Linked DNA regions of Mus musculus: regions 1 and 2 are each linked to region 3. Evidence: chromatin loops called from intact Hi-C (ENCODE). Cell type or tissue: left cerebral cortex. All regions are shown on one strand.

What was found. Hi-C counts contacts between places; a loop is a spot of excess contacts. Peaks named below come from ENCODE experiments on the same cell type or tissue, not always from the same donor. Only the 100,000 strongest peaks of a DNase experiment are listed, where the experiment ranks them.
Region 1: a loop joins it to region 3, with 2.6 times the contacts of the local background. A loop is called at or near these places in 8 of 42 quality-filtered maps.
Region 2: it touches region 3 in a loop (2.3-fold over the local background); 10 of 42 quality-filtered maps call a loop at or near these places.

Annotation. Positions count from the first base shown.
Region 1 is chr13:47,838,171-47,846,170 of GRCm38, reverse strand. Gm35991 (a long non-coding RNA gene) reads right to left here and starts at 2,356. Exons shown (of 3, transcript XR_382321.2): 1 at 2,051-2,356. In left cerebral cortex, no CTCF peak of the experiment used is centred here; DNase peaks (open chromatin) are centred at 2,175, 2,516 and 3,581.
Region 2 is chr13:47,138,716-47,146,715 of GRCm38, reverse strand. It overlaps A930002C04Rik (RIKEN cDNA A930002C04 gene), which reads left to right. Exons shown (of 3, transcript NR_126083.1): 3 at 591-2,776. It also overlaps a transcript of Rnf144b not described here. Among named protein-coding and RNA genes, the nearest start is that of A930002C04Rik, 6.0 kb to the left of the region's middle. In left cerebral cortex, no CTCF peak of the experiment used is centred here; DNase peaks (open chromatin) are centred at 108, 678 and 3,814.
Region 3 is chr13:48,460,331-48,468,330 of GRCm38, reverse strand. It overlaps Gm40941 (a long non-coding RNA gene), which reads left to right. Exons shown (of 2, transcript XR_873371.1): 2 at 1,844-2,521. Among named protein-coding and RNA genes, the nearest start is that of Gm40941, 13 kb to the left of the region's middle. In left cerebral cortex, a CTCF peak has its summit at 3,920 (motif pointing right); DNase peaks (open chromatin) are centred at 2,328 and 3,929.

The DNA of each region.
Region 1 (8,000 bases), 620 kb after region 3:
ATTAAACCAAGAAGAGTCATTAGGCGCAATCAGGATAGGGTGACTGAGTGAGTGTCTGTGGGTCACACATGAGATGTGCTCTTTGCTAGCTTTCTGGAAAGGCAATGGAAACTAGTGGTGGCCATTTTACTGAAAAAAACATCTTTAGGAGAACTGTTTTTCTTTTACTTCCTGCGAAATTGCTCAGGGACCGTTTGGTTGACCAGTAGGACAAGTTCAATAGCTAATGCTCTTTCTTCTTTAAGGCCATGACCTATAGCAGCATTTGCCCTAGAGCATGCATTCTGACAGACAACCAAATCAGGCAACAGCATATATACACTTAACCCTTTTCTCTCCAAAGTGCTTCTGTGTCTTTATGAACTAGCCCTGCTTCGAGTGCTGAGTCAATCCTCACCAGGCTTATATATCATATGATATATAATATACATTATTATATATTATATTATATATAATGTATATTATATAATATACTATATATATATGAAACCAGCCAATCATGACTGAAGCCCCTGAAACCATGAGCCAAAAGTACTCTTTTTTTTTTTTTAAATTTAAGTTGATGTAGCTCAGGGTAAAAAACATGTGCATATCTAGTGCTGCAGAGGCTAGAAGAGGGTGCCATCTCCTGTGGAACTGGAGTTAGGCAGTTGTGAGCCACCATGTGGGTTGTGGGAACTGAACCACTGGCATCATAAGAAGAGCAGTGATGATCTTAACTCTCTGGACCATTTCTCTAGTCCCTGCTTTTACTTCTTAACCAAAGGTAAATCAAGCCCATGGGGAGCTTGTGGAGAGCAAGTCATAACTGGATGCATTGGAGAGCTTGGTTAAACAGTACCTGGAGGAGGCCTGGGTAGATGGCTCAGGGAATAAAAGTACTTCTGCATAAGCAGGAGAACCTGAGTTCAAACTCTCAGAATCCAAGTAAAACCTGGCAAATAACCCGCATCTGAAACGGCAGCACTTGTTTCTACAGTGAGATTCCAGATAGAGACTCAGAAGGTCATGGGTCAGCTAGTCTGAATTACCCAGATGCAAAACAAGAGTCTCCTGCCTCAGACAATGTGGAAGGCCAAGACTAGGCTGGTCCTTTACCTCACATCAGCACTGACACACACACACACACACACACACACACACACTCCCGGTAGATTTTCAAATTTCAGGGAACCTTTAGCAGACATCACTGGCAGAGCCAGAATCATTCATGTAATAGTGAACATTGCTTCTGCTCATTACGGTTTAAGTCATGGGGTGGTATTGGTAGAAGAGATAGAACTCAGGTAGGGTTTTATGTGCATGTAACGACTTTGGTCCTTTCTGTAATGAACAATGAAAGGTACTAGAAAGGGGGAAAACAATATTGGTTATTTCACTTTTAAAAACTGTACCAAATAGCATTTGAGAAGATGGAATCTATGCACTCGTGTGATGCTCAGGGGATGCAGAGCCTTTCTTGCAAGCTTGAGGATCTGATCTCGATCCTTAGAATCCATCTAAAAGAAGGTGGGTGTGCTGGTGTGCACTTTGAATCTGCGAAAACGGACACAGGAAGACCCTTGGGGCTTCCTGGGCAGCCAGCCTGAGAAAGAGTGTCAAGAAAGAAAGAAAGAAAGAAAGAAAGAAAGAAAGAAAGAAAGAAAGAAAGGAAGAAAGAAAGCAAGCCAATGGACAGACAGAAAGAATGAAAAAAAAGAAAGAAAGAAAAAAGGCCGATGGACAGACAGAAAGAAAGAATGAAAAAAGGAAAGAATAAAAACAAAACAGAAGGTTGTCCTCTGACCTGTGTCACATGGACCCCCACAAAAATAAATGAGACATTGAAATTGCCCCCCAAATAACTAATCCCCCACCAAAGGAAATAAGAGACGCAGAAGACCTTTCTGTCCACTCCCCTACCCCACCGAGAGAGAACAGAAAAATAAATATCTGTGCTTTTGGTTTTTCAAGGTATGGTAAGGAGAATTTTTTAAATATGCTTTCGAATCCTCAGAGACTTTATAATTTATCAGGAAAGACACATTCTTCCTAATGAAAGGCTACTGACCTTCAGGAAAGCGACAGTTCAATTACAGCCCATTCAGATGCAGAGCAGTGTTGATAAAGGACGGGGCGATGTGACTGGCATAGCAAAGAAAGGGAAAATGTCTGGAAAATTATTATTCGCTTCTTAAAAGTTTAATTGTGAAACAAGAATAATAAATACGATCGCTCAGGTGGCAGAATCCTTTCTTCCCTGGCCCCGTGCTCCATTAGATCTGCTCCATTGGCTGTGCTGCCTGCTTGCTTTTCTTTCTGCTTCCTAATATTCTTGCCTTTTTAATCCTCTAAACCGCTAAGGCTAACAGATCAGAAAGCCCTTGGGGTTCTGAAATGCTGGGTTTCAAAAACGAATTCCTCCCCCCCCACCCCCTTCCCTTTTGACTGGCAAGGCAAGCTGGAACATGTCTTGGTGTTATTTTAAGTGTCTGACTACTATTTAGAGGATAAAATAGATGGAGAGGCAATCGCCATACCCTCAGCCACCCACCCACAGTCATGCCCAAGCTCCAGGGAGGTAGGCGAGCCCCTCCTGGGCTGAGAATAGCTAAGCAAAGTCCTGGCTAGACTCTCTGGAGCCAGCCAGCAGCCAGACTTGATTGATACCTGCAGGTTCTGTTTGCTGAGTCTCTCCAGGTGTGGGGAAGACACCTGATTGTCACTTTGTAAATCAGAGGAGTGCCACTCAGACACACAACTCTGGTCTCACCCAACAGAACCTCAGTTCACCATCAGCAACTGCCATAGAGATCGCCTCCAGAACAATACATTTTTTCCTTAAAAAAAACAAAACAAAACAAAACAAAACATTGCATCGGACTCTAAAACTTGGGAGGCAGCCAACACAAATATTTGAAGCCAAAGCATTATTTTCATTTTTAATATTTTTACCTCGGAATTTAATATCAGCCAGCTACGTGTGTGGTACGGAGGGGTGGTTGAACAGGGTAAAAGGAGTGGAAACTCTGAGAGAGCCTGCATGTTCCCAACACCTATCAGACTGCCAGGCACATGGTGGCTTTTCAACGTTTTGCCGATAGATCATTGCTCTTTTGTTTCTTGGATGAGCTGTACGATCCATGAACTTCTCTCTCGAGAACACCCACTCTCTAATTTACTCTTGGGTTTCTTCTCCCTCCACTGGTACCGAGATGTAGATTTACCTCCAACACAACCATGAATCCTTGTGTATCGTCTTTGAAATGTAGCTTACCGCAGGGTTAATAAAGCATGATTTCTGTGGATTTATGCTGTAGTTTGGAGATTTAATGGCCCCAGAAAACACGTGTTAAAGACTTGGCCCCCTCTGAGAGTATCCAGAGGTGACGTTTTAGGGAAGTGATTGAATCAGGAGGGGCTGGAACTCAATGGATACATTGATGGATCAAGGGAGGTATGGAGTCATACTTGGCTGGCATTATTCGGGGATGGGAGGGTCTAGGAAGTAACGTCTGATTGGATGATTTAAATCACGGGGGGCGGGGGTGTGTGTTTTCTTGATGATTCTCCTCCCTTACCCTTTTCCACTACACCACCCCCAGGTTCTGTCTCCTAGCTACCATGAACGGAGCACCTCTGCTTTCCCACACACTTCTGCCAAACTATTCGAACTCAGCACAGCTCAGGAAAAGCAGAGAGACGCTACAGTAACCAGGGGAACCAAAGAATGGAGTCCTTGAAACCTTATACCAAAATAAACATTTTGCCCTTATTTTTGATTTGCTTGGGCATTTTTTTTTGTCATGGCCGAGACAAACAGCTAATGAAACAATGAAAGTGCTGAGCTAGCTTTTGTGTCCTCGGCCCTCAGTTCTTTGGATGCATCCTTCACTTCTGCATAACCCAGAGGACATATCTCTGTGTTAAAAGATGCCCTAGAAAACATTCTTTCAATGTATATTATTCTCTACTTTCGGCTTAGGACCATCCAGACTCTGAACTTTAAGATGCTTTTCAGTTCTAGTCCAGTGGTCAGAGAAGATGAACTCTGTCCTTTATGAATATAAATCTAGACCCATGTGGCATGGTCTATCTTTTGTGACATTGCTCCTTACACTTACTCCAATATCTGTTCAATTTTGCTATCACTCAGCACCTTGATGTAACTATGAACAAATTTCCTTTGGGACAAAGGAGTTGCATTAGGGATATACTATATGTATATATTATGGATTTTCTATTTTATAAATATAAATTATGGACTTTCTATTTTAAAAATATAAACACAGGAGCTGCATAGAGCAATCTGTCAAAATCTGCTCGGTTCATCTCTTTTTTTACTTAATCGGTGTGTTACAACATTATTGAATGCATGGGACACGCAAGTGATGAAAACTTAACCAAAAAAACATACAAATAGCAAGAAATGTTTATTATCTTACATAACAGATGATCCTATGTTGGAGCCTATACTGTTAGGCAGTGTAGTAGTTTAAAAACATTCTGGATGATTCTCAAGGTTTGCGCTTGTTTTTATCCTGTTCTTAGATAATAGGCAGTGCAGAGCAACCAAAGGCTTACTGTGAATGGCTGTAGGAATTGTATTTTCACATTTTAATTTAAAGGAAAAATATGATTAAAAAACAACACCCATAAAACTTATTTTCCTTTGGGTACTTTATCAATAGCACAAAGATCTTTGTCTAAAGCTACCGCCACAGCCTTACCCTCATCCTCCTCATGAGAAAGGGCTAAGTCCTATTGTCTTTTTGAAATAGATCTCTGAGAAGAAAATGAGATGAACCCCAATTTGTTTAGGGAAATCAAAACCCACTGGGGTTAGGAATCTCTTTTTTCCAAGCATTGATTGCTGAGAGGGAAGGAGGAGAAGGAGGAGAAGGAGGAGGAGGAGGAGGAGGAGGAGGAGGAGGAGGAGGAGGAGGAGGGGAGGGGGAGGGGGAGGGAGGAAGGGGAAGGGGGAGGGGGAGGGGGAGGAGGAGGAGGGGAGAGAGAAAAAGAGATGAAGGAAGGAAGGAAGGAAGGAAGGAAGGAAGGAAGGAAGGAAGGAAGGAAGATGAGGTCATTTCGACAAAATTTGGGTGACTTGTTCAAGCAAAGATGGTCAGTAACCAAGAGAGCTGATTGTAAGGGAAACCTCCTATCAGTGGGTTAAGATGGAAGGTAGAGAACTGGTGAGGGCAGTGTTGGAAATCAGTGCATAGAAAGAGAAGAGCAAGCAATCGTGTGTAGAACAGGTGTTTGATAATTGCAGGTGAAGATGAATGAAACACAATTTGCAACAACATTAATCTGACACATCTCTAATGATATGTGCTGTTCCGTGGTAGTTCAGGCCGATAGTTTAGTAGTTCACACACATAACTGTAATTAGTACTAGTTTTGACAGATCTTTATAATAGTTTTTAATCTCTTATTGTTCATCAGTTTATGAATGAGCAGCAATATTCGCAGGCTCTTTTTCTTTCCTCCAGCCTCTCAAACAGTTGAATCCTAAACAAAGGTTCTCATATAGTCTCCATGAGAAGCACCAGAGGACTGCCCGAGATGTGCACTAGCCTGTGATTCCTATGGTCTTCCCTGCTCCCTAACTATATCTAGAAAGGAACCCATATGAGAGGTTCACAACTGCCTGTAACCCCACCTCCAGGGCATCTGAAGCCTTCTTATTACTTCCCTGCACGGGCATGGCATAGACATGCACACACACACACACACACACACACACACACACACACACCCATGAATGCTCAAGCACAAAAATAAATAAATCATTAAAAATAATTAAACATAAAATGAGTGGCTGGGAACTTGCGATATAAAGACTCCTTCAGGCTCTACCTTCAACGTTTCTACTCTTAGATTTGCTTTAGGCAGGAGCAGTTTAATTCAATTATAAGGAGACATATAGAAATTGTATTTGAGGTGATTTCATACATTACAGGGAACATTGATTTTAATTAGCTAAATAGCCTTTTAGAGACTTAAGTTACTTCCTGTGTCTTGGGGTGCCTGCAACACTTTTACCAAAGTAATAGTTTCATCAGCCCAGACGCTATGAACTCATTATTTGGAGAGCCCTTTATATTAAACTGGTTCCTTTTAACAATCACAAGAATTTGAAGAATCTGAAGAATATATAGCCCATATAAATAAAATGGAGAACAATTATGTTTGTATCATAATTTATTATTGTTGTTATTATTCTCCATTTGTGAAATAAGAATGCTTCCTTAATACAGCATCATAGAAATGGCTAGACAAATAAAGACAGCTCGGAGGAACACCTGCATTTATTTATTTATTTATTTATTTATGCACCTGAGAATGTACCTTCCTGACAGTTGCCAGCTCTACAAGCTGGGGAATCTTCTTGTTGATTAGCTTTGGGTTTCTTTTGATTAATATTTATCTTTATTTGTGTGTCTTTATGCACCCGAATGCAGTTGTCCCAAGAAGGCCAGGAGTGGGTGTCAGGTCCCCCAGAGCTGAAGTTACAGAAGGTTGTGTTAATCCCAGAGATGGGACTCGAAAGCCCACCAACCCAAATCATCATGGCCAAATTAATTAAAGCAAGCTTTATTATTATTATTATTATTATTATTATTATTCCTGGATACATACTGTCTCTCCCTAAGGTGGGTTTCAAGAGGTCAGCACAGAGTATGAGGAAGACAAGGGTTTTTATAGTTCAGGAGTAGAGGATTTCCCAATGGGGCAAAACAGGCAGGCTTATAGAAACAGAACATAAGCTTAATAAGTTAGTCTCTCTTGAAACAAAGATATGGCTGTAGGGTGGGCACCACAAGGGAGTCATAGGTGGTCATATAACACTTTGAAAGAAAGGTAGGATTTTGAGATGCCTATAAACAACTTTTTGAAACAAAGACATGGTTGCCATTCCTGGAACAGGCAGTACAGAACCATTCATAGTTGAGGTTACAGGTGGGGCAGAGTCCAGTTCCTTGAGACACAGAGATCTAATCACCAACAAGAATGAACCTCCTTTGTTTTTACAATAAGATGACTTTTAAGCCTAAGATGGTTCTTCAGTTGTAAGCCATTGGAGGGGTCCTGAAAGCAAAACTGGGTCCTCAGGAAGAGCAGCAAAGCCTCTTGACCACTGAGCAACCTCTCTAGACTCCAGCTTTGGGGTTCCTGATGCATGGCACTTCAGTCATGTCAGGTTGAGATAACCCTTGTCAATGAGAATGCTGTCTCAGATAGCTCCTTTCCCAAACCTTTGTGCACACCATCCTGTGGTCCTACCTGCTCAGTCTTCTTCTCTGTGTCCTTCATCCCCAAATCTCCATTCTCACGACAGTTTTTAAATTCCCGATGATCTGTGTACTTAGCAAAAGTGGGTCCCGCTTGAACCAGTGGGTAGCATACCTCCCAGTGTAGCCAGGAGATGCCACTGCTGGAGCCAACTCTGTTATAAGGTGATTCTCCACTCTCGTGGTCCTTGTCTCCTTCACCAAGGCTACTGTGACCACGAGGCTCTTTCGTAGATACGGAGGAACAGGTCTTACTGTTCCTGGAAAGCAATCTGGAAACGGAACTGCAGAATGCACCCTGATTCTTCCCAAGTCTTGCCACATTTGCTTTTTAATCTCATAGTTGGGGGGTGGTTGAGCTGAGCAAAAGTGTGAACACCAGGATGAGTTCCCTCTTCCATGCCGCCCTCACCCTCATGACTGGCAAAAGGAGTCAGAGCTGAGAATTTCAGCACCATTCAAGGAACAGCTCAGCAATGTTCACCACAGTCCTCAGAACACACTCAGATAGGGAGACATAGGTGACACCCCACGCAGACCTGTACCGGTTAGTTACTCCATAAACCCAACCTTCAACACCAGAGTGTGGTGTCCTTATCATTTGCTACCACAAATGAACAGAACATTCCAAAAGGAGAGCTAACCTTTCAGGTGACATTGTGTCCTGATCTTTGAAGACCTGCGAACACTAGAGAGCCCAATTAACCAAGGCTTCTTCTTGAG
Region 2 (8,000 bases), 1.3 Mb after region 3:
AACTCCCTCCCTGCTCTTAAAATGGCTTTTACTTTGATGGTTCTTTTTTTTTTTCCCCTCCCAAATGTCAAACCTATTATTGTTAACAACCCTTCAGGGTGTGTCAGACAGCCACTTAAGTGTGTTGTGGACACCCCCGTGTGTGAGTGGAAGCATCTGCAACTCCTTTAAATGCTAAGGATCCTCAGGCTAGAACCCTACCCTGCGTGTTGTGCCTGGGTTCGCTGGCTGAAAGGCTAATGTAGATATTAAGACTTTCTCAATATTTTCGCCTGCTGCAGAGATGGCTACAATAATAATAAGAGAACAATGATTCGTATTTCAAAAGCTGAGTAGCAAAGACGGTGATGAGTAGCACATGTTCCCCTGAAAATGATTCTGCCAAGTGTACACGTTGCTCATCCTGTCAGATCACACATTTGGGGGGGGGGGCATATCTCTGACTACATTCCACTACTTTCACGCCCAGCAATGAAAGCCACCCAAATACTGATCTGTAGATGCTGGCTGGGCTCGGCTGAATGCTGGGCCTGGTGGCACAGAGGAGTCAGTAAAATACCTCACCCCACATGCTTCTCATACCTCTCTAGGAACCTCAGGGATTGCGGTTCAGTTCACTCGCAGACCGAGGGCTTACAGTGCCTGGCCTGTTCCCGGGACTAGAGCATTCCACAGAGTCAACTGATACCTGCAGATGCAAAACACCATCTCTGCACTCCGCGCCACCCTTTCTCCACTGAGAACTGCAGGATGGGTAGTCAGAAGCCATGGGATGGTTGGCTCCAAGGTCCCCAGCTACGCAGCGCACTGAACAGCACTTCTCTCTGTGGGGCTTTAAGCCCAAAAAGGCTGCTTGTGACTGCACACTGTTTATGTTCATATCACATCATTTTTTTATTTCTTGGAATAACTGCACTGAAAGTCTCATTACCATCAAGACTCTGATGAGAACGAAAACAAAACCATCTCAGCCACATACAAGGAGTTAACACGAGTCAACACGTTACCTCTGCTTCCTTAAAACGTCTGCGTACTTTTTTATCTCCCACTGAACAAGATACAGCAGCTCAGTATAACTGAGTAGAGTTATATATTCAGGCAGCTTCCGACACTGTAAGAGTATATTTTTACAGCTAAAGGGAATGGCCATCAAAGAGCAACACTCTCCGTTTTCCAGTCCTTCCCAAGAGAAAGAGCATCATGCTGACTGGCTCAGGGAAGTGTGGTACAAAAAAATAAAGTAAAACAAGGAAGCAAACAGTGGCAGATCAGCCCATCTGCTAAGCCATTAGGACTGCGATGAGATAAATATAATTTAGACAGGTACCCCCAGCATGTACTTTGAGATATTGTAACTATCCAACTTTTTTTTTTTTTGAGGGATGGGGGGTGTCTCACTGTGTAGTCCTGCCATCCTAGAACTCACTATGTAGTTCAGTCTGGTCAGGAACTCACAAAAACCCTCCTGCCTCCACATCCCAAGTGCTAGGATAGATTAAAGGTGTATGCTTTTCAAACCCAGGCTTGCAACTGCTCTTTGAGTAGAGGGAAGCGACTTGAATCCAGGTCTCCACTTAGCCACACCTACTTCCGTCTTTGTTTTCCCAGCGTTCACTTAATGCTGGACGCACTAATGGATGAGGATGGTTAACATTTGACAGGATCGCCTCTCAGCATTTTTAAGATACACAAGTGTCTGGAGAGCCGCCTCTCCAGCCTGTCCTTCTCAGAGGCGGGGAACAGCTTCACCCCTAGGCATCAACACTCAAGCAGAAAGGCCTTCACAGTGGACCACAGAAAAGTGCTCACCAGGAAGTGCCCCTCCCACCCCCACGGAACGCGGCTCCTTTTCCTGTCCTAGAAAGGTGATGGCCAACGGCCTGTCTGGACTGTGTGAGAATTGACGCAGTGGGAACGGAGCTTAAATTCTACTATGCTACAGTGGGAGTCTCATGACCCAGGAGTCATATGTAAAAAAGAATATGCACTGTTTCCCAGACTACCTGTGTGTAAGTCTTAACTCTCAGGAGGATTTTCCAAGCGCAAAGGGTTAAGGAGCACTATGACAGTAATTTTTCTGAGCTGTCTGATCACTGCCGGTCACCTGTCATAAAGCCAAAGGGACAACACATGTCTGAGTTAATCTGTTTGTTCTTATAAAGCATTCGAGATTATTCCTAAGAAGCAACTTAATGAAAAAGAACGCCTACGGTCGGAAGTTCCAAGAGCCAGCATGATGGGTAAGGCCAATTTCTGGAGTCTTTGTGAGGGAAGGCAGGAAAACCCAGATAACAAAATAAATAAGAACCTCCAATACCAACAGTGGCAGCATATGACCAGGGTGTCCAGCTCAAACAAGAACGAGCTGCTTCCAAGGCGGCCGTGCTTAGGAACATACAGAATCCAGCAAATGCTTCTCCTTTGGAGAAACCAAGCACAACTTGGTTACAGCTTACAGCCTCCACTGCCCCTATCTCTAGTGAAAAGCTCCCTTTTCCATCCCTCACAGGACGCAGCATGGGGGGCCCAGCTCTGCCCTCCTCGCTCATCCATACATCTTTCTATCAAGGCTCGGGATGAAAACCTGGAGTAGGGAGCAGAGCCGTCACAAATTGTGTGACATAGCTTCAAGGTCCCTGAATATCCTATTTTTTGACTCTGACAAGACAGGAGTCAAAAAGTCAAATTGAGAAGCCGGTGACACCATCTCTGCTCTCAGGGCACATCTGAGTCTAATGGCTTTGCCACTTGAACCTTCCTTCCAAGTTGACTGCAAAAGAAAAAAAAAAAAAAAAACCCTAATGATGGAGCCATTCGTGAACCTGCACACATCCATCAAAAAGGATGAGAGCAGGGCACGCTGCTTTTCTCCCAAGGTCTTGAAAGTCAGGAAAAGTAAAACATATTTAAGCTAACAAATCTCATGAAAAGGTGGCAAGAAAGAGAGAAAAAAAGGAAGGAAGGAAGAAAGAAAGAAAGAAAGAAAGAAAGAAAGAAAGAAAGAAAGAAAGAAAGAAAGGAAGGAAGGAAGGAAGGAAGGAAGGAAGGAAGGAGAGAGAGAGACTAATTTAAAACAATCACAAGAGATATAGCCCCAGTGCATCCTGGGAAACCCTCTGACCGCTAAAGAAGACAAAAGCTCATAAGCAGAGAGACCGCGCATCTGGGTTTCTCTTTTGTATTCAGTCCGGGACCCCAGCCTATGGGCCAGTTCACCCTACTCCGAGCGGCTTTCTCCCTCCCTCGGTTACTCTTCTCTGGCATGGCCTTCACAGACACACCCTAAGGTATACCTAACTGATGCCCCATGCATCTTTAATCCTATCAGATTGGCAATCGGAATTAACCTTCACTCAAAGGTACACTTGGATCTAGCTCACCCATTTTAAAAGTTTGTTTAAACATCCCTATCGCAGAGACTGGGCAAAAGCCTTTAATCCCAGCACTTGGGAGGCACAGGTAGGTGGATGTCTGAATTCAAAGCCAGCCTGGGCTAGAGGGGTGAGATCCTTTCTCAAAACCAAAACAAAGCCTAGGGATGGAGCTTAGATAAGGCCCTTGATTCAAACTCCAGCACCAGAGAGAAAGAGACTGACTGACATAGAGACAGAGAGACAGAGACCGAGTAAAAAGAAAATGATCCATACCTCAAAATAGCTAGCAGCATGCTAGTCTGGTTTCCTAGAATGACAGATCAACAGAGCTAGAAAAACATTCAGGATGAGTCGTTTCAGGGCCTATTTATAGCCGAATGCCCTGAGACCCACGCAGACTGAAGGTCACACAGTAGCAGTAGGAAAAAGCTCAGAGCGGACTCCATGACTCTCAGCTCTGGGTTATGAATCCTGGTTGTAACTGTGCATGGCCATTAAAACAACTTGTGACCGGTTACAAATCATTCCTTGCTAGTTCACTACCATAGGCAAAGTTTCAAAGTTGTGAGTCAAGATACTGATATAGAAATTTAATTCCTCCTGAAATCCTAACTGCAACAACCACAGTTATACATATGGATATAGTATATGCATATAAAATCATATTTTTTGCTCTAAAGTACCAAATGTGTTACTTAGATTTCTCATTTCCCTTCTACGCTAAACCCTAAATTAAAAGCAGTTTCTGTCTTTCAAGAAAATACTCTTTAGAAAGGTTGTAACCATGGGTTACAAGCAGCCCCTAGAAATGGATACCAGATAATCTCATACTCACACCACAGAGCAGACACACTTACTGAGAACCTGTTAATATACTTAACCAAGGCACTCTGAAATACACATATATCACAATATCATGTGACTGTCATGGTTGTGTACACCTGTAGTCACAGCACTTGAGGGGTAGAGTCGGGAGGACCAGAAAGTCAAGGTCGACCTCTGCCCATAATGAGTTTGAGGCCAGTCTGGGCTACAGAAGACCTAGCCTCAAAATGATGATGATGAGGAGGAGGAGCAGGAGGAGGAGCAGGAGGAGGAGGAGGAGGAGGAGGAGCAGCAGCCATGGATTTTGTCATATGCATATATACAGTCCCAGTTACTCAAGGGCTGACTGAGGTAAGAAGATCACTAGAGCTCGTGGCCAGCATGGACAACAGGACTCGATCTCATGAAGAGAGAGGGAAAGTGGAAAAGGAGTTGGAGGAAGGGAAGAAACATAATGCACACCATATATACATATGTAGGCATCTTTTAAACTATTTGTAATATTTGTTTATTTAATGGATATGTATGTGTGTGTGTGTGTTAGTTTGGGTTTTACCGCTGTGAACAAACACCATGACCAAGTCAACTCTTATAAGGACAACATTTAATTGGGGCTGGCTTACAGGTTCAGGGGTTCAGTTCATTATCATCAAGGTGGGAAGCATGGCAGCATCCAGGCAGGCATGGTGCAGGAGGAGCTGAGAGTTCTACATCTTCATCTGAAGGCTGCTAGCAGAATACTGGCTTCCAGAAAGCTAGGATGAGGGTCTTAAAGTCCACACCCACAGTGACACACAAGGCCACACCTACTCCAACAAGGTCACACCTCCGAATAGTGCCACTCTCAGGGCCAAGCATATTCAAACCACCATAGTGTATATATTATTCGTATGTGTGATATATATGCATATATGTATACATATACATATGCCTGCAAAAACCATATTGTCAGACCGCTCCCCACCCCACCCCCCGCCAGGTACTGGAGTTCCTGGATACAGTTGTGAGCCTCCGTGTGGCTGCTGTGAGCCAAACCCCAGTCCTCTACAACAGCAGCAAGGGCTCACGACTACTGAGCCGTCTCTCCAGCCCTGACCTTTTATTGTTTAGTTAAAAAAAGAAACACTACTTAGAAGTGACATAAAATTCTGCTTGCAAATAATTGAACCAACTGGTCACAAGATCAGCAACAGTGGAATTACAAGGTGGGAAATGGAGAACAGAATAAAAAACAAAAACCAAAAAAAAAAAAAACTAAGTATACCTTTCCTGATTGAATACACAGCAGGTAATAAAGGGCATACATTTTAATCCCCAAATGAACAGCAATTAAAAACAAAAAACAAAACCCTGTTGCTAAGAGTCAAGAACCAGCTTGAGGTATCCTTGAGTAGTAGAACACTTAGCAGGCATGTCATCCCAACAGCACACACACACGCACACACGCACACGCACACGCACACACACACACACACACACACACACACACACACATTAAGATCACCTTTAGGAGCTAGAAAGATGGCACAGTAGTTAAGAACATTTGTCGCTCTTGCAGAAGACCTGAGTTTTATACCCAGCACCCATGTCATGTAGCTCACAACCACCTGCAACTCTAGCTCTGAGGGAGCTGATGGCTTCTTCTGGCTTCCTAAGGCACTTTCATTTACATACACGTATGTAGAAACACAAATAAAGTAAATCCTGGTGAGGAGCTCATTAAAGGTATTGCTCAACTGATGACCTCAGCAGCTCCCATGAGTTTCCTAGTTTATAAAGTTTCTCATTTATAAAATAATGTATGAGCCCAGATATGTCTGATTTTTTTTTTCTCTTTAGAAAAATTCTCATGATTCCTAAGCTAGCCTGAAAGAACTACTACGAACTTGAGGATAACGTGAACCATGGGGTCATTCTGAGGGCTGGAATCACAGGCATGTGCCACCGTGCCCTGATTATACGTGTGGTGATGAAAATCAAACCCAGGGCAAGATGCAGGGTAATGCCCTCTACTAACTGAGCGCAACATCTGAGAGTCCCTGTAATCTAATACAAGCCATACGCCTTAGTCACTGTTCTATTGCTGTGAAGAAACACCATGACCACAGCAACTCTTAAAAAGGAAAGCATTTCATTAAAGCTTGCTTACAATTTCAGAAGTTGAGTCCATGATAGGCTTGTGGGTAAGCAAGGCAGACAACAGAGAGAAAGAGAAAGAGACAGGGGGTCTGGCTTGAGTTTTTTGAAACCCTTAAAGCCCACTATGAGTGACATACTCCTTCCAACAAGGACACCCTTTCTAATCCCTCTCAAGCACTGCCACTTCCTAATAACCAAGCATTCAAGTATATAAGCCTTCTAGGGGACATTCCTATTCAAACCACCACATTATACTTCCTGGACCCCACAGGCGTGTAGACATTATCAATGCAAAAAAAAAAAATGCATTCAGTCCAATTTCAAAGGCCCCATAGTCTATCACAGCCTTAACACTATTTAAAAGTCTGAAGCCCAAATTCTCTTCTGAGATTCTTGGCAGTCTCTTAACTGTACTATCCTATAAAGTCAAAAGCAGATCACAGACTCCCAGCATACAATGGCACACCATACACATTACCTTCCCAAAAGGTGGGAAGGGAGCAGGGTGAGGAAATACTGAATCAAAGCCAAGACCAAAACCCAGCAGGTCAAACTCCAGATCCTGCATCTCCATCATCTCCATATCTGCTGTCAAAGCCCTCGTCAGAACTCCAATTCATTCCAACTTTGCTGACCAAAATACACTTCTCTTGGGCTGTTTAGCAGCTTTTCCTCAGCAGGTATCCCATGGCTCTGACATCTGCAACAGCTTGTGGGGACTCCGAGGCAACCCAGGCCTCGTGGTCAAAGCTTTACTCAAAAGACTTTCTTGTATTCTCTACGCTAAAGCCAGAGCTGTGTGGATGGAGCTGCCAAGTCCTCCCGCTTGCCGGGGCTGGGACCTGGCACCTGGTACAGATAGGTTTTCACCAGCTTTCTCTTTTCTGTGATTTCCTTTGCCGATTGAGCTTTTCTTTCATTCCTTTTCACCAGATAGAATCTTAGCTGGGTGGGGTCTCGCCCTGAGTTTACCACTCCTTTTATTGAATTTAGCACTGGGCTTTTCTTTAAACTTTTTAATTTTCTTGAGCACTGGACTTGACTTTACAACATTTTCTGATGCTCCTTTTCTCCCCACACTTCGTACTTTCCTTGCTTGTCTTGCTCCTTTTTATTACACATCTGCAAAGACTAACCTCTAATGACCATAGGACAGAGTCAGTGTTAGACTCTCTTGAAGTATCCTCTGCCAATGCTGTTAGTCCAGATGTCTTAAAATTAGCCCCAGGCAGATATTTTTGGACAAGGGCAGAAAGCAGCCACATTCTCCCCCAAAACATCACAAGAACAGTCTCTAGGCCACTTACTAATACTCTTCTCCTCTGAAACCTGGGCTGCCACGATCTACATTATTCTCAGCACCACTGTCTTCCCTATTCCTACTAGTATGGCCCATTTTCTCAAGTCCCAAAGTCCAAATTCTGATAACAAGAAGCATGGTCAGGCTTGTCACAGCAATGTCCCGGTCTCTGGTACCAACTTCTATCTTAGTCGGTGTTCTATTGCTGTGAAGAGATCATGACCATGACAACTCTTACAAAGGGAAGCATTTAAATGGAGCGTGCTTACATTGTTAGTGGCAGGAAGCATGGCAGCATGTAGGCAGAGAAGGAGCTGAGGGTTCGATCTCTGGATCTGCAGAGAAACACTAGGCCTGGATTG
Region 3 (8,000 bases):
TGTGTCCGATGGACCCTTAGTTTTTCAAATTCACACCACACCACGGCACTATTTTCTGTTTTATCGTTTGCCTGCATTTCCGTTAATGATAGGCAGCACGAAAACAATTTTCCTGCCGCGTCCTAAACATTTTTAACTGTCTTCCTGAGACACTTGGGCTGAGGCCGATTGTGGCATTGAGAAATATGCATAGCACACCCTATTGGAACGGATCAGATGCCAGACACTCGCTATCCTTCTGTAAAGGGATGCAGTATTTGTGTGTAACTCACACACATCTTCTTGTATGTTTTAAACCATCCACAGATTACTTCTAATACCTATCACACCACAAACACTGTATAAACAGTCTCTGCTCTGGATTGTTTAGGTGATAGTGTCAAGAGAATATGTCTACACCGGTTCATCACAGATGCACATTTTTTTTTGCTGGTGTTTTCCACTGTGATTGAATTCTCAGCTGTGGAACCTGCAAGTCCTGAAGGCCAGCTATACTTTGTGTTCTTCTTTTCTAGTACCCCTTTCTGTTCTCTGGCTCAGGATCTTTGAACAGCATATAGGAACCCATTCCAGAAAAGTTACGATGGAGAAGCGGAAACTCCCGTAATAATTTGTGACCTTGCTATGTTAGTGCCTAGGTGAGCCTCTCCGAAATCGCTCTGCGGCCAATGGAATTGGCCTCACTTTGCAGAAGGTGCGGGTGGGGGGCGCTGAGGGTTTCAGGCTCACAGAGCTGAGCACATTTACAGCCCCTCCTCTGCCTTCAGAGCATGAAGCTGGTTCAAGGCTTCCTGCCCAGCTTCTCCTGCTGAGACACTCTGCATGAGTGGATTGTCTGAAGGTGATTTCTCTCTTTCTTTCTTTCTTTCTTTCTTTCTTTCTTTCTTTCTTTCTTTCTTTCTTTCTTTCTTTCTTTCCATTCTCTCTCTCTCTCTCTCTTTCATTCTTTCTCCACCAAGAGTGAAGAGTTTATTGATCTCAAAAGTTGGAGTAGATAAATGAGATGAGGTTCTGTCCTCGTCCTCCTGCCAGGCTTTCGGAAGGGCTGAGAGAACATCTAGGCCTGTGGAATCTGGAGCCTCACGCTTCCCAGCTGGCAGTGGCCAGAACATTTTTGGGCCTCCACATGGAAAAAGTCACGAGGGCAAGACCCAGATTCCCCCAACTCTTGGATTCCCCTCCCCCCATTAAATTTTTTTTTTCTACTAAGTGTCGGGCAGACTGATCCTACTAATTTTGTGAGCTACTAAGAGCCTCGGTTTCCCTAATTCGTGATCAGAAGGGTTTTTATTTATTCACCATTTTAAAGAATAGGAAGAGATTTGGTAGCCTTTCTAGTGGGAGCCATGGCCAGGTTCCCACTGTGAGAGCCACACATGAGAGTCCTATATTCATCTCAGGCTTGGCCTCCCATGTGGCAGCTGAGCCATCAGGCTGGCTGTGAAATGCCTTATTTTATTTTCTGCCTAACATCAGGCTGCAAATGAAAATACCTTTTCAACCCTGGTATTATTACCCCTATGGATGGTACCTTTAATGCGCGCTATTCATTGTTATAATGGCCGCACCTGTGTAGCAAGTGCGCATTAGAACCACAGCAGCTGTGGGCTGTAATTGCAAAACATTATTTTCTGTTTCTCCCTGAAAGCTTTTGTGTGTGTGTGTGTGTGTGTGTGTGTGTGTGTGTGTGTGTGTGTGTGTGTGTGTTTGTGTGTGTGTGTGCTTCAGTGTCCACGAGTTTGTTTCATCTATAATGACTCTGGCCCAAAGATTCTCTACCTCCCCCCTTTTATACAAGGGCTAACTGTAAATACGTTTGTTTGTTTCTCAATTCGTGTTTCAGGGAATGTCAGATGCTACCGCATCCTCCTGTGCGTGGGCACGGTCAGAAATGGCACTTCAGAGAGCTACTTGGGAGAGCATGTGGTCTGCGGAAAGGTTCCTGTGATCAACGCCGCTGGGAGCAGCAGCCTTTATGTGCTTGGCACCCAGGCGCTGCCATGATTAATGCATTTGTTCCTTGATATTCAGCCCCTGGGTGTCTGCGGGACAGTGAATCAATTTAGCATTTGCAGATCTAGATAATCACTGGTACCAAAGATGTTTTCTTTGGTGTGAGGGGCTCCCTAGCTTCTTCACACAAGAGTTCTAAGAGACAATAGCCCTCTCCTTGTTTCTCTTTCTTCATTTTCTTTGTATTTTTCTCTGAAGCCCTCCTTGATGCGATGCTGTGGCTGTGGCTACTGGAAAGATGCTCATCTGTTAGCCTTGCAGATCCCGGCAGAAAGTAGAAAGTTAGCCGCTGGCAGACAGGCAGGCAGGCAGAGCTTTGCAGGATGGGAGGCAGCTCCAGCGTCCTCACCTGCCTCTACCCCATCTGTCATGCTACCTCTTTGGGGGATCTTTGGTGACACAAAATGTGACACACTGGCATTGAAGTAGGTACTTGTAGCTGTCTAAGCAACTGCCTGGGGGAGGACTAAAAAAAAAAAGTGCCAGTTGATTAAAGAAATTGAGCTTCCTTCCTTCTCCTGTGTTTACCTCATTTGCAAAGACATCCCTGACTTGCGCCCTCCCACAGCCCAGCACGCTTGGATACAAGGGGAGGAAACCGCCTGGCAATATTCTAAGCACAGATGTTAGTGGCTGACCAGTTTAGACTGGGAGACCAGGACAGCTCATCCCAAGTACTGGGGAACAAACGATAGATCTATGAACAGCTTTGGGGATTTGTTGCAAGATAGGGATTCTCTGTAAAGTTTCTCCCCAGAGTGAGTGTAGACGAACAGTGAACAGGACTGTCAATCACAGCTAATCCCATCCTCACAGTGAAAATGATTCTCAGAGAAACTGTACCTGAAACCCTGTGAGCCTACAGGAAGAGGGGCCCTGGACCAGTGCAGAGACTCTCACAGGGAGACAGGGCTGAGCAGAGCAAGCCATGCAGGTTTTCCGTCGCGTTCCCATCCAACAGTGCAGTATTTTTTTGCAGGCTTGCAGAGTTTTTTCACCCTGAACTCACAAACACAAGACTTAAAGAGACGCGGCATTTTGTCGTGAGGGCAGGGTGTGAACTGACACCATCGCTTCTGGCTCTCTCTTTGCTCTATTTGTTCTATTAATGTCTGGTTTACTTGCCTGATTTACTTAGAGAAAAATTATGGGGGTAACTGACCAATAGGAAGTGGGGCTCACTGCAGAGGCAGCAGGACACCAGCATTTTACAATCAGGAAGAACGTAGACCTCCCCCTCTCTCCCTCTCTCTCTTTCAGGGCTTCCCCAACACTGGGCTGTATCCCTCCTGCCTCTTCAGGCATCTCCTTGTTAAGTCTTACATTTTAAACCAGGTACGGTGGTTGTCACCAGTCGGGAGGCAGAGACAGAAGAATCATCACTTCAAGGCAACCTTGGCCTTCACAGCAAAACCCTTCTCAAAACACTAAAAAATTGTAAAGTGCGGGTGGCTTTTTATAATATTAAAATACACTGAAAAAATGCAAGATTACTAGGCCAACTTGAACTTATTTATACACTGAGATTGACAGCAGCAGCAGCAGTGAAACTATAAAGGGAAAGAAACAAGTTGGCTTCTGCCAAGTTTTTTTTTTTTTTTTTTTTTTAAATCAGGTCCTGTAAAAATTACAAAGTGTGTGAGATTTTTAAAAAGCTGAGTAAACCTGTTCACAGTGGCTTTCTTCCCTTGGAGAATTTTATTGTTGAAATGGGCTTTCGGATCAATTTTGCATAAGAATTGTGTCTTTTTTGTTATAGTGACTCAATTCATTTAAAAAGAATATCAATGTCGTGTGGGATAGAGTGGTAGGAAAGAGAAGAGGCAAAGCCCTTTTATTGCCCACATAAGTGAGGCTACACACAAGCTGGGAAACAAGATCCTGGTGGCTGTTCATCCCACTCCTGGCCAGGAGATGGCACTGTTTCCTTAAGAATTTTCCAGAGACGCTAGAGGAAAACCACAATTTATCTGAGGACATTGTGTTTTGTTCTCCTTTCAAAGGTACAGCATTAGAAAGCGTGGGTCCCCACAGCCATGGCACTACCCTAGTATTCAAACAATTAATACACAGTTATGCCCTCCCCCCACCAAATTGTTAAAAGTTTTCAGTCGGACATGAGAGTGGACAAATGAAGTGAACATGTTTATTATGAAGACACAATTTTAACCTGTCAGTCTCCTTAAATCATCCTATCCCCCAGATTATCTAATTCTTCTTGGAGAAGGGGGCTGGGTGAAGTTATAGCCTGAGCAGTTGATGCTCACCACGAACACAGGAACATGCTGCTTTGCAATGATCGTATTTCTGTATTTGATGGCTTTCTTGCTCCAAATGCGCACGTGCGTGTGTGTTTCTGTGTGTGTGTGTTTCTGTGTGTGTGTGCTTCTGTGTGTGTGTATTTCTGTGTGTCTCTGTGTGTCTTCCTCATTCACCCATCTTATCATTCCATTCATTCACTTTTTGAGAGTACTCACTCATTCTTTGAGACAGGGTTTCTCTGTGCAGCACTGGCTGTCCTGGAACTCACTCTACTCTGTAGACCATGCTGACCTCGAACTCAGAGCGCTGGATAAAAGTTGTGTACCACCATGCCTGGCCTTAAATGCAAAGCTCAGGTGGATCCTCCTGTCTCTTTCTGTGAATCCTTACTGGTTACTGGCGAATATCACTACAACCAGCCCCAGCTTATACAACGTGGGACGGTCTCACAGTGAACCTGGAGCTTGCGGGTTCAGCAACACAAGCCGGCCAGCAAGCCCAGGAAGATCTGCCCAGCCTGGCTTTTTTACAAAGGGGATGGAGATCTGAACCCAGGTTCCTAGTGCTTTGTTGCAGGCCTTTCACCGACTCTGCCATCTCCTTAGCCCCAGGTGTCTTGTTCCTCAGTGTTTGCTCATGGTGTAGACATTCAGAAGCAAGAAGTGGGGGTGGGGTGGGGTGAAGAGCCTTGTTTGGACCGAGGTAGTGAAAATAAAACATTGGATCAGGTGGTTATGAACTTTAGAAACCTACCTATGATCTAGTTCTTAGTGATAAGTTTGGGGAGCACTGTCCCAGGAGCCCAAAATTGTTGGTGTGTTTGTTTCCACCCCACCTTACCACCATCCCAATTTCCAACTATTTAATTTGTGGAGAGTGTGGTCATTGAAAACACATGAGTGTGCACACACATGTGAGTAAGATTTAAAGCAGCTATTATGAAGCTGGAGAGATGGCTCAGCGAGGATGAACACCTGTTCTTGTAGAGGGCCCCAGTCCAACTCTCAGCACCTACAGGGTGACTCACAATGGTGTATAGCAGCAGTTCCATGAACCTGAATCTTCTGGCCTTTGCGGGCATCAAGCACACATATGGTACACATACACACACACATACACGTAGGTACACCATTCATACACATAAGATAAAAAGACGATTGCAATTACTTTAGCCATGGCTTATTTCTGACAAGAATGTCTGTCAAAATTATCTTCTATTATATGTATATGTTAATGTATACAGATATGAATGTGTCTTATATCTTGGTTTTAGGCAAAGGTTTAAAAATAATGTCTGAATTGACAGACATGTCACTTACCCCAATCTGACCCCTACACACTGAATACATGGGTTAAAATGTCTCATCATAGGCAAAAATTTGAACAGTTACTATGTGTCAATTAAGGATAAAAATATTCTAAAAGTTTGGATTAAATATGACTTAGCTATAGCTAAGTATTTGCTCTAAGGCAAAACTAAAGAATAAGGTCATTCTTTGAGACTTGGTCTTGATATGTAACTCAGAATGGCCTCAGACAAACGAGTTTGCCTCAGCCTGAGGGTCGCTGGCATGTGTCACCATGCAAGGTTGAGATGGAGTGAATATGTTTTGTCTCATTTTGTAACCTTGTCTTTCATGCTGGAAGGCGTGAAAATGTGTCCATGTCCAGGAGCCAAGATATATCTCAAGGTATTCTCAAATTTTTCCACCTGAAATACGTGCACATGTTTACACAGACATACACAAACAGGCACACACACAGACATACATACACACACAGGGACAGAGGCACAGAGACACAGACTCACACACAGATACACACACAGGTGCACACACAGGTGAACACACACAGACACACAGACACAGAAACACACACACACAGACATACACACACATACAGACACAGACACAGACACACACACACCACAGGCTTTGTGTATGATGTGTAGTTCAGGTCTTTACCTTTCTGGTATTCAAATTCACAGCCACCCATACTTCTCCATGGGTGGAGACCAGGAAGTGGCGTCTCTACCCTGTTCAGTATTCTATTTGCTGTCCTGCCTGCCAGATACAGGTGTCTTTATTTCTCGTTTCTGTAGCCACAGCATGGCTGCCTCTGCTGGGCTTCTGTCTCTGAGATTATTTTCCCACCTCCCTCTCCTATGGCCTTCTCTCCACTCTGAGTCTTGCCTCATCTCTTGGCCTTGTCTCACACAGCAGACATCTCATTCCCATCTCTGCCCTGACTGGGACAGGCAAACTCCTCTGACACACGCCGGAGTGGGGGATGGATGGGAAAGAGGAAATGACAGAAGGGTCCTGACAGTTAGCTACAGCAAATCCACTAGATGTTAAACAAAACACACAGCATGGTAGAATACAAAACAAAAAATGGCAGGAGTAAAGTTTTATCTTCTGGAAATCAGTAATATCAGTTTCTTGCAAGGCCTAGAAACTTCCATGTCTGTGTGCATCTGGTTTAGAGTCTACCTGAAACTTCTGGACTTGAGTGGCATATTTGCTCATGGGACATTATCTGTTAGCTTGTCCCAGTCTATTGTTGGCAGAGTCGAGCATGGGATGGATGCGTAATGCAGGGGACACCACCTGTTATTGACATTCCATCGCTTCGGTCTGGTGTATAATTTAGTTAAAAGTCTCTTTGGGTGTTTCAGGTCTCTTCTCCCTGGCTCTGTTTCTCTCCCACATGAACTACTGGAGCTGAAACCTATCTGGGCCCACATTGTCTTTTAAGCAGAATGGCTTCCTGCTTCCCAGCCTGGCGATCCTGGAGAAATCTTGGGCCCCCTCTGTCTTTGCAGGATTGGTGTGTTGGAATCTACCGATTGTTTGGGTCTTTTTTTTTTTTTTTCCATAAAGCTTCTGCCTGAGAGATTTCTTGTTCTAATCCAGCCTTTCCTGGTCCCTGTTCCCATTCCTGCACTAAAGCCCTTGATTGTCATGCCACTGAAGACGAGATGTCAGAAGACTCACCAGGGTCTTCTCCACTGATGAAGGGTTTCCGATCTCACAGACCTTCCGTCTCTGATGAAGGCACCCTGTACCTTGCTAGAAATTTCTGAAGTTCTCTTCCCTTTGTAAGGTTAAGGATCCTGACAGTAGAACTGGCTTTTTAAACTTTTCTCATCTTTTCCCATAATGCCCTGTCTGGAAAGAGCAACCAAGTCTCAGCATCTCCCTCTGTCTTCTTTGTCATTCCACTTTAAAGCAAGCGCGATGTCCTATCTGAATGGGATGGCTCCCAAAGGAAAACCTGATAAACTTCATCTATAAGGGGAATCTACTGGGTATCACTGAAATGACTTCTTTACAAGTACGAAGTTGTGTTTTAGAGTATGTGAATGGTTTTGTGTTTGTAGATTTCTACTTCCGTTTGTTGGCTCTTTTGTCTTCTCTATCCAATAGAGTTCTCCTTTTTGTTTTGTTTTTTTTCTCCAAGGTGTGTGAACCCCTGCCCAGAATCATTTAAGAAATTGGTAAGAAGGCACACAGGCATTTCTCATGGAGCCTTCTAGAAGCTCTTGTGACAATGGCTTCCTCTTGGTACTCTGTGGGGACCCAACACCAAAAAGACCCTTACCACTAAAAATCCCAAGAGTTACTTAATGGTGAAAAAATATTAGAAGTCTTTTGCAAATTTGCCTGTAAAATATGGGAAAATGGCTGTAGTATGTAGAGATTTAGGGCCATGTCTATATGTCT